Regions from separate parts of the Mus musculus genome. Here region 2 is linked to region 1. The links are chromatin loops, found by intact Hi-C in ENCODE. Cell type or tissue: left cerebral cortex. All regions are shown on one strand. Links, peaks and the distances in the headings refer to the core of each region. The heading gives the core; the rest is flanking DNA.

Region 1 (5,190 bases), core at 586-4,585:
AGTTTGGGGTAAAAATAGCCCTGAAGGGACTTGATTCCAGCTACTTACAGGGTAGTCACTGCCTGGTTAAGATATATATATATATATATATATATATATATATATATATATATATATATATATATACACACATATATATATATATATATTATAAGCCATATAGACCTTAATCTCCATACACTGTACAGTGGGAGATGAGCTTTGGATCCGGAGCCCCTGAAATGGAGGACTCTCCCTGTACACCATCCAGGTTTCCTGGTGACATGGCCTTGTGCACTCCTTGGTCTGATTTCTAGCCCACACGTAAGGATGGACTGTTGAGAAACACTGGTACCAATACTTTGGCAGCTGCTTCACAAAACCTCCCTCTTAGAAAATCACCTGCTATGCCCAGGCTCACTGGTAGTTAAGCCTAATGGTCAAGTGCACACTATGCCTCGGCCACACTGTAAGACCTGATGCTCTCCCAAAGCCCGTCTAAGGAACCCTATCTGCCCTCCTAGTCTTACTGCAGCTGGCTTCCAGGTGAACCAGGAACTGGGACTTATCTATGCACTGGTTACCAACACTAAAGCCAAATGCTGGGGACCTCTGGCAGCTGCTTCTTGCTTAGCCCTTGCAGTGTTCTGAGAACCTCTCTACAAGGTCTTCCTCACAGCCGGATACAGCCTGATGCCAGTCACCCCCCACCATCACCAGCAGCAGCAGGAGCAACAGCAGCAGGAGCGGCAGCAGCCGCCTTTCCAGTAAACACTTGTCAGAACTCTGCTGTGCACCCATCACCTCTGGGAAGGGAGCCCTAGAGCCATACAAGCCTCCAGGTCTCTCCAGCATCAAGGATTCATTCTCACAAAGGAGTAGCTTTAAGTTAAACCCCTTAGCCACTGCCTCTAACCAAAAGGGTCTGGGCTAGCTCTGATTTTTTGCAAAGGGAAGCCTACCAGGGATGAAGCCTTGTAAAATGTCTGCTGGGGAACCAGCACTTCACCTTTAGGAAAGAGGCGTGGGGATCAATCTGTCTGGTCCCCCACCCACCCTCGCATCCAGAGGAGGAACCAAGGTCTCCTCTGTGGGTGAACAAAATGGGCCTGGTGTACACGCTGAAGCCACTCTTACGGCCAAGCCTCAGGCTGACACCATGCAGCACACGGTGCTACCCACAATGCACTGGCTCTCCTCTGTCACACACATGCACACACACTCACCCCTGCGCCCCGGAGGGAGCCGGGGCCCGGCCCGCGGGCGCCCCGCACCGACCCCTCCAGCCCCACACTCACCTAGAAGTTGCACAGTCCGCGGTCCCGCCCTGGCGCCCCCGGAGGCTAAAGCCCAGTCCGCGGCGACCGCAGCGAGCGACTCCGGGCAGGGATCAGCCGGCGCCGAACAAAGGCTGAGAGTAGGCAGCGGGCGCCGCCTGCATCCCCGCTCCGCGCCGGGGCGGCGGCAGCGGCGGCGGCGCGGGGGCCCCGGGCGGCTCCGGCGCCCGCTCGCTGCGCGCTGCCCCCTCCGAGGGCGCTCAGGCTCCCGCGCTCCCGCTCGCTGCCGTCCGCCACCGCCGCCGCTGTCCGGCTACCGCACCGCACACATCAATTATTCATCGCCCGTCTCCAGCTTCCCGGGCGAAGCCAATCACAGGCGGAGGCTCCACTAATGGGGCCGCCGCCGCCGAGGAGGCAACCAGCCGCGCGCCCGGGCGCAAGCGACAGCCCTTCGGGGACGGGGATGGGAACCGGGGGCGCGCGGGGGGCGGGGGCGCACTGGGCGCGCAGGAGAAACTTCCCACGGCCCGCTGCGCTGCGCCGCGCTCACAGACCCCGCGGGCGTGACCACCCAGCCTGCGTGCCGCCGCGTGGGGCCGGGGGCTTCGGGGAAGCCGGGCGCGCCGCGACTGGGGGAGGGGAGGGAGGAGGAGCGCGGGAGGACGATGAAAGGCGAACGGCCCTGTCTCGGCGTCTCCGGGGAGCCCTCCCCGCCCCACGAGCCTGGCGCCCGCACCCCCGCCCCGCAGCCCGCACTCACTCGCGTGCGCAGCCCGCCGGCCCAGCCACTTCACTGCGAGGGACTGGTGACTAGGGATCTGAGGCAGCTCACATTTCAAACTTGCTCGCAGGGGTGGTGCTGGTGCACGCCGCCGCCAGAGCGAACGCACGACCCGACGAGTGGAGCTCCAGCCTCCGGGCGGGGGCGGCGACCAGGCCCCTCTCCCTCCCCCCGCCTCGGCAATTAATTGGAAGCAACACTTGTGAGAGTGGGCTCCTGGAGCGCTGTCGCCCGAGGGGGCCTCAGGGAAGGCGCTGGCGGCGGTTGACTCCGGGTGCCTCCCGCCCCCGCCAGCGAATCTTCTCAAGAGGTCATGCTAATGAGGGTCCGCAGCGGGGCCGGGGTGGCCTCCGCAGGCTAAGGGGCGGGGCAGGCTGGGGACATCCAGTGGCAACTTGGGTTTAAAGGGCTTTCTGAAAGGGTTAGTGGGGACGGAGATCAGCAGCTTGGCATCTTACTCCCCCAGCTTAGGGGGTCCCTGTAGCCCCTGGGATTCTCGGAACGCCCGGGCCAGGGTAGGTGAACTGGCGCACGTACACTCTGCCTCCCTGACTTCGGGGAGTTCCTGTGCCCCGCAGCCGGCGGCGGGAGGGAAGCCGGAGGCGGCTGCTGTGCACAGCCCCGCCCCTGCTCCCGGTGCTGCCGTCTTCCTGACACTGCATCCTGTGGTGGCCGCGGCCTCTTCCTTCCAGCCAGTAGTTGCAGGGGCGCGACCCGTGCTTGCCCCTCCCACTCCTCTGCCCCATAGGCACCCCTGGAAACCCATTAGCTGTCCAGCCCAAAGAGGTCGGATCCCCTCCCTCCTTTGAGGGTTCTATCCACCTAGATCACTCACTAGGGAGAAACTATTTTATAAACTCCCCCCAAAACCCGCCCACTCACCAGTGAAAGTTGTTTGAATGAGCTCCTAACTGCCTCAATTAGTCGAGGAGGAAAGGCTGGTCACTCACCCTCAAGAAAGACAGCCAAGAGCGGCTTTAAATTCTCTGCATCTGCACACTGATCTCTCCAGCTTGGGGACTTGACCCCCTTTGCCTTGGAGGCTCCTTCTTGTGAGCCTCCTTCACACGCCCCTCCAGTATGAGCTCCTTCCTGACTGGCCCCTCAGCGTTTCTGCTTGCCTCGCTGCGGGCCACAGAAGTGGCAAGACAAATCACTTATCTAGACACTGGGCTCTTACTCCTTGTTTGACAGAAGTCGTTAGCAGGCTCTAATCCCACCCACTGCCACTTGAAATATCACTTTTGGGATGGCATTTGGAAATGCAGTTGTCATGGGCTTTCCCCTCCCAGGAGCTGGCTAAATGGATTAATTTCTACTTCATAACTGGATTTTTCTTTTTGCCCAAGAACCAGCTTCTGCAAAGGAAATTAATTGGCCTCTCCTTCCTGGAGCAACCTCCAGGCAGTGCTGAGGGACAGACTGACTGCATTCTGCTGTGCACACGTTTCAGGTGGGGTTCACTCTCATCTCCTGTAGCATAATGGCTTCTTTGAGGACATTCATTTACCCACTGGAATATTTACTGAGACCCTGCCCCTCCAAACATCCACCACAGAGTTTTGAGACTCCAAGAAACTAGATGAAGGCTCTCCCATCCTTCCCACTGCTCAGCATAGCCAGCTGACAGAGCAGGACACTTTGGCCCACATTTCAGAAGCACACACGTCCCTAAGACCTACTTTCTGGTGTCAGGCTAACTTAACAATATCAGGGCTCAGTTTCGATTAATCCAAGCACGAAAGCCTCTAAATAACTAGAACCCACACCCCATCCTCCCAAAGTTCTGTACAATGACAGTTTACAATTCTCATCTGATTCATAGGGCCTGTTCAGTGGCCAAGGGCTTACACACACAGTAGCAGAAAGAACTAACTTTACAAAGATAGTCCTGGGGCAGGAGAGATGGCTCAGTGGTTAAAAGAGGTTTCTTGCTCTTGCAGAGGGCCAGAATTCTCTCCTTGGCACCCATGTGGCAGCTCACAATCATCTGAAACTCCAGGTTTAGGGAAATTCAACACCCTCTTCTAGTCCGAGGGCACCAGACACACAAGTGGAACACGGACATATAAGCAAGCAAACATATTCATACATGAAATATACATATATAAATAAAATATACATATATTTTGAAATACATATATTAAGAAAGATCATTCCTGCAGGTTGAGTGAACATTCAGGCTGGAACTGAGCAAAGTTTACACCTTAGGGGCAGGGACTTGGTGGTGGTAATCCTTTAGAAATTATAAAGACAGCTTCCCGTTGTTTTGCCTCCTCGTCCTCCTACCTCTTAGTTCTCCTCGGGACCCACTTCAGAAGCTCCTGAGTGGGACCCTGAGGATGGAAATAATATTCAAGATACAGGGTTTTCCAAGGTAACCCAAAAAGTAAATACTCTTCACTAGCATATTTACATACTTAAGAAAACAAATTGTTTTCAAGCACCCATTCATCAGTCCAAACTGGCCCCTTTCACTTGCTAATTTCTAGGCTCTCTTCTCTGGAATCAAATCCCTCAAGGCCCTCTTGGTTAGCAGCCTCTTTTTAGTATTGGAGTCTACAGAAATGCCGGCACTCCACACACTATCTTCGTTAGAAGGGCTTTCCCTGACTCGCTCCAAGTTCCACATCTCTAACTTCCAAAGACTTGCTCAAAAGCCCGGGGCCCACAGCCAACCCCACCCCACCCCACCCCACCCCGCAGTGCTTGCCTTGATAAGGATCTACAAAAAGAGGCAGCAGACAAAGGCATCCTGCGACTCCACTTCCAGACGCTCTGCAGCTCTTGGAGTGACCTCGGCAAGCCCCCTCACCCGCCTCCCTCGGACCCCCCCCCCCGGGGGGGGGGGGAATGACTTGGGGGGTAGAAGAAAGGAAGAAGAAAGAAAGGGCGAGCTGTAGCCCCATGCTGTGGCTCCTTGATGAATGTCTGCCAGGCTCCGGAGACCTGACTAAGGATCAATAGCGGGTGGCTTTTCTCGCGGGGGTCTGAACTCCTGTCGTGGGCCTGAGTGAAGAGGAGCCGCCAATAAATACAGTGCTGTGGCATGGCTGGCTGGCTCCGGAGTCGGGGATGCTTTATCCTCTGGCAGTGGGGAGCCCGCCCCCTGAAGGACCCTCTAGAGGAGGGGTGAGAAGGGAGATAATG
Region 2 (5,190 bases), core at 496-4,495, 60 kb before region 1:
GACTCAGGGAAAAGGGTTGGCTACTACTTCCCCCATGACATTGCTGTCTCATGTAAAATCATGCATGTTCATTCAGAGCTCTCCTCCCTCCCTACAGGTGTCCGTGGGAAGAAACAGAGAGACCTAGGGGGAAGACAGACTAGGCAGAGAAGAGAGGAGCCGGCACAGGACGCTGCTGGAGTTCTCTCAGGAGGGCCTGTTGGAGGACTGATCTCACCCCGCTGAGCGGTTGCTCTGTGGATCTTTCTGGAAGTCAGTTGCTAAATGTGGGCTGCTAGGTGGAGGTGGGAGAACGAAGAGAGCGACCTTCCAGATAGTCCCTGTCTGTTGAGGGTGACTTTACTGTACCTGGTGGGATCCCAACAGGAGGATGGGTGGGTCACATTAAAGAAGGTCTTACCGTGGGCTCAGTGAAGAGATGGCTCAGTGGTTGGGAGTACTTGCCGCTCTTGCAGAGGACGTGGGTTCAATTCCTGGCACTCACAAGGTGGCTTACAACTGTCTGTAACTCCAGTTCCAGGGGATCCAAGGCACTTTTCTGGCTTTCAGGAACGACAGGTCCACACACATGTATGCAGGCAAACACTTAGATACATAAAATCATTTTTAAAACGTCTCACCAGGCCAAGTGTGGAGGCCAAAGTCCTTAATCCCCATACTCAAGAGGCAGAAGCAGGAGGATCTCTGTGAACTTGAGGCCAGCCTGATCTACCTAGAGCGTTCAGGCCAGCCAGGGCTACATTATGTCTATCCAAAACAAAACAAAACCACTCTAGAACTAGGTGTGTGGAGATGGCCACGGGAGGAATGGAAGCCGAGCCCCAGTTGCTTTGAGACTGTACTTTTCGCCTTCTCCCATTAGACTTATTCTTCTTGTCTGTGTTGGGGGTGGCGTTCAGCCTTGCTTAGCTTTAGGTGGCTTTGCCCATCTCACAGTTAGGCCCTCTATTCCAGAAGAAAGCTGCCTGTCTCAGCAGGCATGAGCTGGGCCAAAGCTGCCACGTGGGCTCGGGTAAGCCACAGGCCTGTGTATCTCTGACAACAGGGAGTGAAGCTAAAAATGGCGAGTCTTGTCTTTCTAGAGAAGTCTGACTCCCACTCTGTTCACTTCTTGCCTTGAAGGCAACGGTGCGCAGAAGTTTTGCTTTTAACCACAATCCACAAGAACTGACCCAGCAAGCACACATATACCCCCATTCTCACCTTGATAGCTGTCTGACATCCTTTCCCTGGAGAGGACCTTCCTATTATTTTCTGTCTTGTTTATTTGTTTGGTTTAAAGGGTCTGGTTATGCCTCTACACATGAATTTCTCTGCCCATTGTAAAGTCACTGCTGTAAGGCAACATGGAGTGGGGGTTGCCCTTCTTATGCCCAGGAAGCTCTCCTAGCATCTCAGGCTGCTTGAGGACAAGGCTGCAAGATGTTGGCAGAAGACAGTGGCTGCAGCTTAGCAGCCACCAGGCTCTCGTTTTTAAAATGTGAATCTTTCTCTTCTCACCGCCATCTCCCATTCAAACAAGAAACTGTGGCCTCCTTATCAGTTCCTGCCTTCCTTGGAGGTAGTACTTCTCAGTGCCCAGGCCCCATAGGCAGCCCTTCAGCCTAGCTGGCTCTGGTGCACACCCACCCAATCCACTCCAGGTGTGTCTAATCTTCCCTTTCCACACAGTCAGTATTGGGGAGCCTGCTAAGCTGACGTTTGTAGTCCTTGCTGAGGGACTGCTAAGGGGGCCATGTTTGCTTTTCTTGCTCAATGGTCAGGCTGTGTGAAGGAAGAGCACTGTTGGCTACTGGTCCTGACAATCTGATCTACTTCCCAAAAACTTAAACTGGACACACAAAAATAGTCTGTGCTGGGTGTTAGAATTGAGGCTTGAGGATCGAACCTATATAAAATGCAGTCACATGGTAAACTCAAGCTTGGCTGGGAACAGAGCAGGGAAGCAGCAGGGCAGAAGCCAGGTGGCCATAGACAGCGCTGCATAGCCTGCAAGGAGAGCAGTTGTTAAGGCATTTATGGACTATGGCTGTGTCTAGATGCTGTGGACAGAACCTGATTTGACACGGACAGGCTCCTGTTCCTAGTCTGTCAGAGGCTCAGCAAAGGCTATTAGCCTGAGTCACAGATGGCCTAAGGACTCAGCTCCCCTTCAGGACTTGGTCCTGTTGAGGGTCCTATATTTAGCCAGTCATCACAAAACTTTGTCCCACAAGCCATCAACAAGAGATATCGCTCCTCACCAAGAGGGACAGATGCCCAGAGCTATTCACAGTCACATGGGTTTCAGGATCTCATCTGGGGACACCAGGGCAGAATTCTTCCACATCAACACCCAGACCACTCCATTGTTTCTGTGTGTGCACAGACCAGCAGGATAGGGTGGTGGTTTAAAAACCAAAGCCTGGAGAGAGGGCTCAGAAGTTAAGAGCACTGTCTGCTCTTCCAGAGGTCCTCAGTTCAAGTCCCAGCAACCACATGGTGGCTCACAAACATCTATAATGAGATCTGGTGCCCTCTTCTGGCCTTAAGGCATATGTGCAGGCAGAATGCTGTAAACTTAATAAATCTTAAAACAAAACAAAACACCAAAGGCCATTCCCTCAGACCAGTCCTTAACACCCATAAAACAGCTAACTCACCAGAACCTTCATTTTTTGTCCATTTATTTAGAAAAAAATTAACATGAGCAAATGAGATACCTCAGTGTTACAACAGAGTATAGAAATGTCTAGCAATAATCAAATAATTTGATCTTTAAATACAAAATAACCACATGAACACCTAATATACAGGTTTCATCTGAATACATATTTATTAGATAAATATTAGAGGTCACATCATCTAACTGCATACAGCTTTGCAAGACTAGAAATCACAATTAGTTTTTTTTTTCTGACCAGTCAAAAGTATGAAATGATTGCAGTGTACATACGATGTACAAAGACAAGGGCGGGTTCTGTGGACGTCACTTCAGGCTGCACGTGTGGGTGTGGATGTGTGTACGTGTGAATCACCTGTGATCATGATATCAAAAACTTATACAAAGTATATGAATTTGGTTACAATTTTCTTCTGAAATCCCCGTTTCTCTTCATTGTTTCCATAGCACCCTAAAAATACACAGGTGGCAGGGCCAGGACACAGAAGGTAAATAGTACATGTAGGTAAAAATAAAAACAAAAGGGAACAAAAACGCCTCTGCACACAGGGTCAGTATATTACAGGAGACAAGGACGGAGTCACGAAGGCTAACAAACGGGATCTAGTATTCCACGTAGAATGAAGGAGTTCCAAGCCTTTTGTTGTTTCTCTGTTTTGTAAAATAAAAACAATACACATTCCGGGAGAAATGAATGTATCTTGTTGACATGTCTATTTCTCATTTACATATGTACACACGGCCCTTGAGTCGCTGCTGCTCTCTGCCTCGTCTGGATTGGTCAGGCCCGAGGGCCCATGGGGAGCAGACCTGTAGCTCTCTGGGATTTAGGGCTTCCGTTAGGGAGAAAGTGTTAGGAATCTTTTAAAAAATAAAATGGCTACAGGATACGTGAGACATGAATAAAGCTTCAAACCAAGAAGATGAGGGTGATCGCCTGTGCGGGGGGCGGGGCCTTTCCCATCTGCGCATGCTCTCTCCCAGCCCAGCCGCTTAGCTGAGTGGCGGCTGGTACGTGCCTATGGGTGGGTTGCTCGTTGTGGTAAAGTGGCTTGCTGAGACCTCATTTCGGAGGTTACTATGGCTCCAAGTTGTTGTAAGAAAGGACTGAGGATCTTTCCAGAGCCTAGGCCTGCCTCTGTTTATGGATGTCACCTTTACCTGCGTCTGTCACTACCAAGGCATGGCTCCAGCCCCCGATGTCTTTGTAGCTCTCTCAAACCCTGGATCGGCTCCAACATTTCTCTGGAAGGAGACATTTCCGGAGTGTGGGCTTCAGGCTCTGTGGTGAACTTGCTGGTGGGCACTTGCCTGGGAGGGAGCCTTAGGAAATCAGCCTCAGGTGTAGCCTCGGGTGTGAACGGAGAGATGACCAGAGAGGCTGGGCTACTGGGAGTGTCTAGGCCTTTTGCACTGGAAAGCTGTGGAGAACCTGGGCATGCCTTGACAGGAACTAGCAGGGACCCCAGGCTGTTCTGGGGCACAGTATCACGGCAAGAAGCAGGAACTTGTGAGAAAGGCATTTGTCAGTCTGAAGCTGAACAATCCGTACAGTCCGACAGAGCACGGCCCTGTGCCGGGCCACCGACACTGGGTAGGGATAGCCACGGGGTACCTGGTGTAATGTCCCTACCAGCTGACTGAGAGTGGTTCTCAACAGTGGGTTGCCTGGTCTCTCAACTCGAGCACAGCCGCCTCTTCTGCTCCTCTCTCATCTGTACAAATAGCCCTGGTTGGTTTTTGTTTGTTTTTGTTGTTTGTTTTTGTTTTTTTAAAAAAGGACTCGGGTTTTGTCACTGAGTCAAGATATTTTAAAAACACCAGCAAAGGCTATAACCAGGTCATGAAAATGTTGAATATTATCAAAGACAATACTAAAATATTCACAAAGATATTTACAAAAGCGATTCTTAAAATAATTGATTTGCATACTGAACACACTGCTTGAAAAAACCTTAACAACAGGACAAAGGAAGAGGAGGGGTGGGGAGGTGGCAGCTTTCCTTGTGCCTTTTTTTTTTTTAGGGTGACAATAAGTCAACAGCTAGGGGTCACCTTTCTGGTTCAATCTATATTAAGAGTGCCAGGGAGCACAGAGGGAGGCTAATGACCGATGACAAATGAGGACGCTGGCAGTGGACAGGAGGCAGGAGAAGGCCTTGGGTGGCAGCATCGGAGAAGGGAGCAAAGAATTTACAGATGGGACTCATGTGAGCGGACAACCTGGCATCACCACAGGCATCACCGTAGGCCATGAGGCTCAGGGGGACACAGACCAGCCTGGCACAAAGCAGGCGAGTGACAAGCCAGCAGGGGACTCTAAGCTGGATGGAGTGAAAAAGCAGAGGAGGGCCAGAGGCTGCACTTGCTGGGTGAGCAGGAGTGTGGAGCGAGCTCTGGATGGAGGGAGAAATACAGGGAGTGACAGGCCATAAATGCCACAAAATGCCTGCCTGCTGAGATGCTCTGGTGCACCCAGCAAAGGTCTGGGCTGGAGACAGGCAGCTTTGAGCAGAGAACCTGCTGGA

Evidence for each region. A loop is a pair of places that touch in the nucleus more often than their neighbours do. Peaks named below come from ENCODE experiments on the same cell type or tissue, not always from the same donor. Only the 100,000 strongest peaks of a DNase experiment are listed, where the experiment ranks them.
Region 2: a loop joins it to region 1, with 5 times the contacts of the local background. A loop is called at or near these places in 3 of 42 quality-filtered maps.

The regions. Positions count from the first base shown.
Region 1 is chr14:25,604,300-25,609,489 of GRCm38, reverse strand. The region is part of intron 6 of Zmiz1 (zinc finger, MIZ-type containing 1); the gene reads right to left. It overlaps Gm45915 (predicted gene, 45915), which reads right to left. Exons shown (of 1, transcript NM_001309430.1): 1 at 3,854-5,190. Among named protein-coding and RNA genes, the nearest start is that of Gm45915, 3.4 kb to the right of the region's middle. In left cerebral cortex, for the core only: no CTCF peak of the experiment used is centred there; DNase peaks (open chromatin) are centred at 1,568, 2,092, 2,684, 3,165 and 2 more places; H3K4me3 peaks cover 2,282 bases; H3K27ac peaks cover 2,315 bases.
Region 2 is chr14:25,664,203-25,669,392 of GRCm38, reverse strand. It overlaps Zmiz1 (zinc finger, MIZ-type containing 1), which reads right to left. Exons shown (of 24, transcript NM_001310666.1): 24 at 2,650-5,190. Among named protein-coding and RNA genes, the nearest start is that of Gm52102, 5.5 kb to the right of the region's middle. In left cerebral cortex, for the core only: a CTCF peak has its summit at 2,532 (motif pointing left); DNase peaks (open chromatin) are centred at 1,048 and 3,694; H3K27ac peaks cover 546 bases.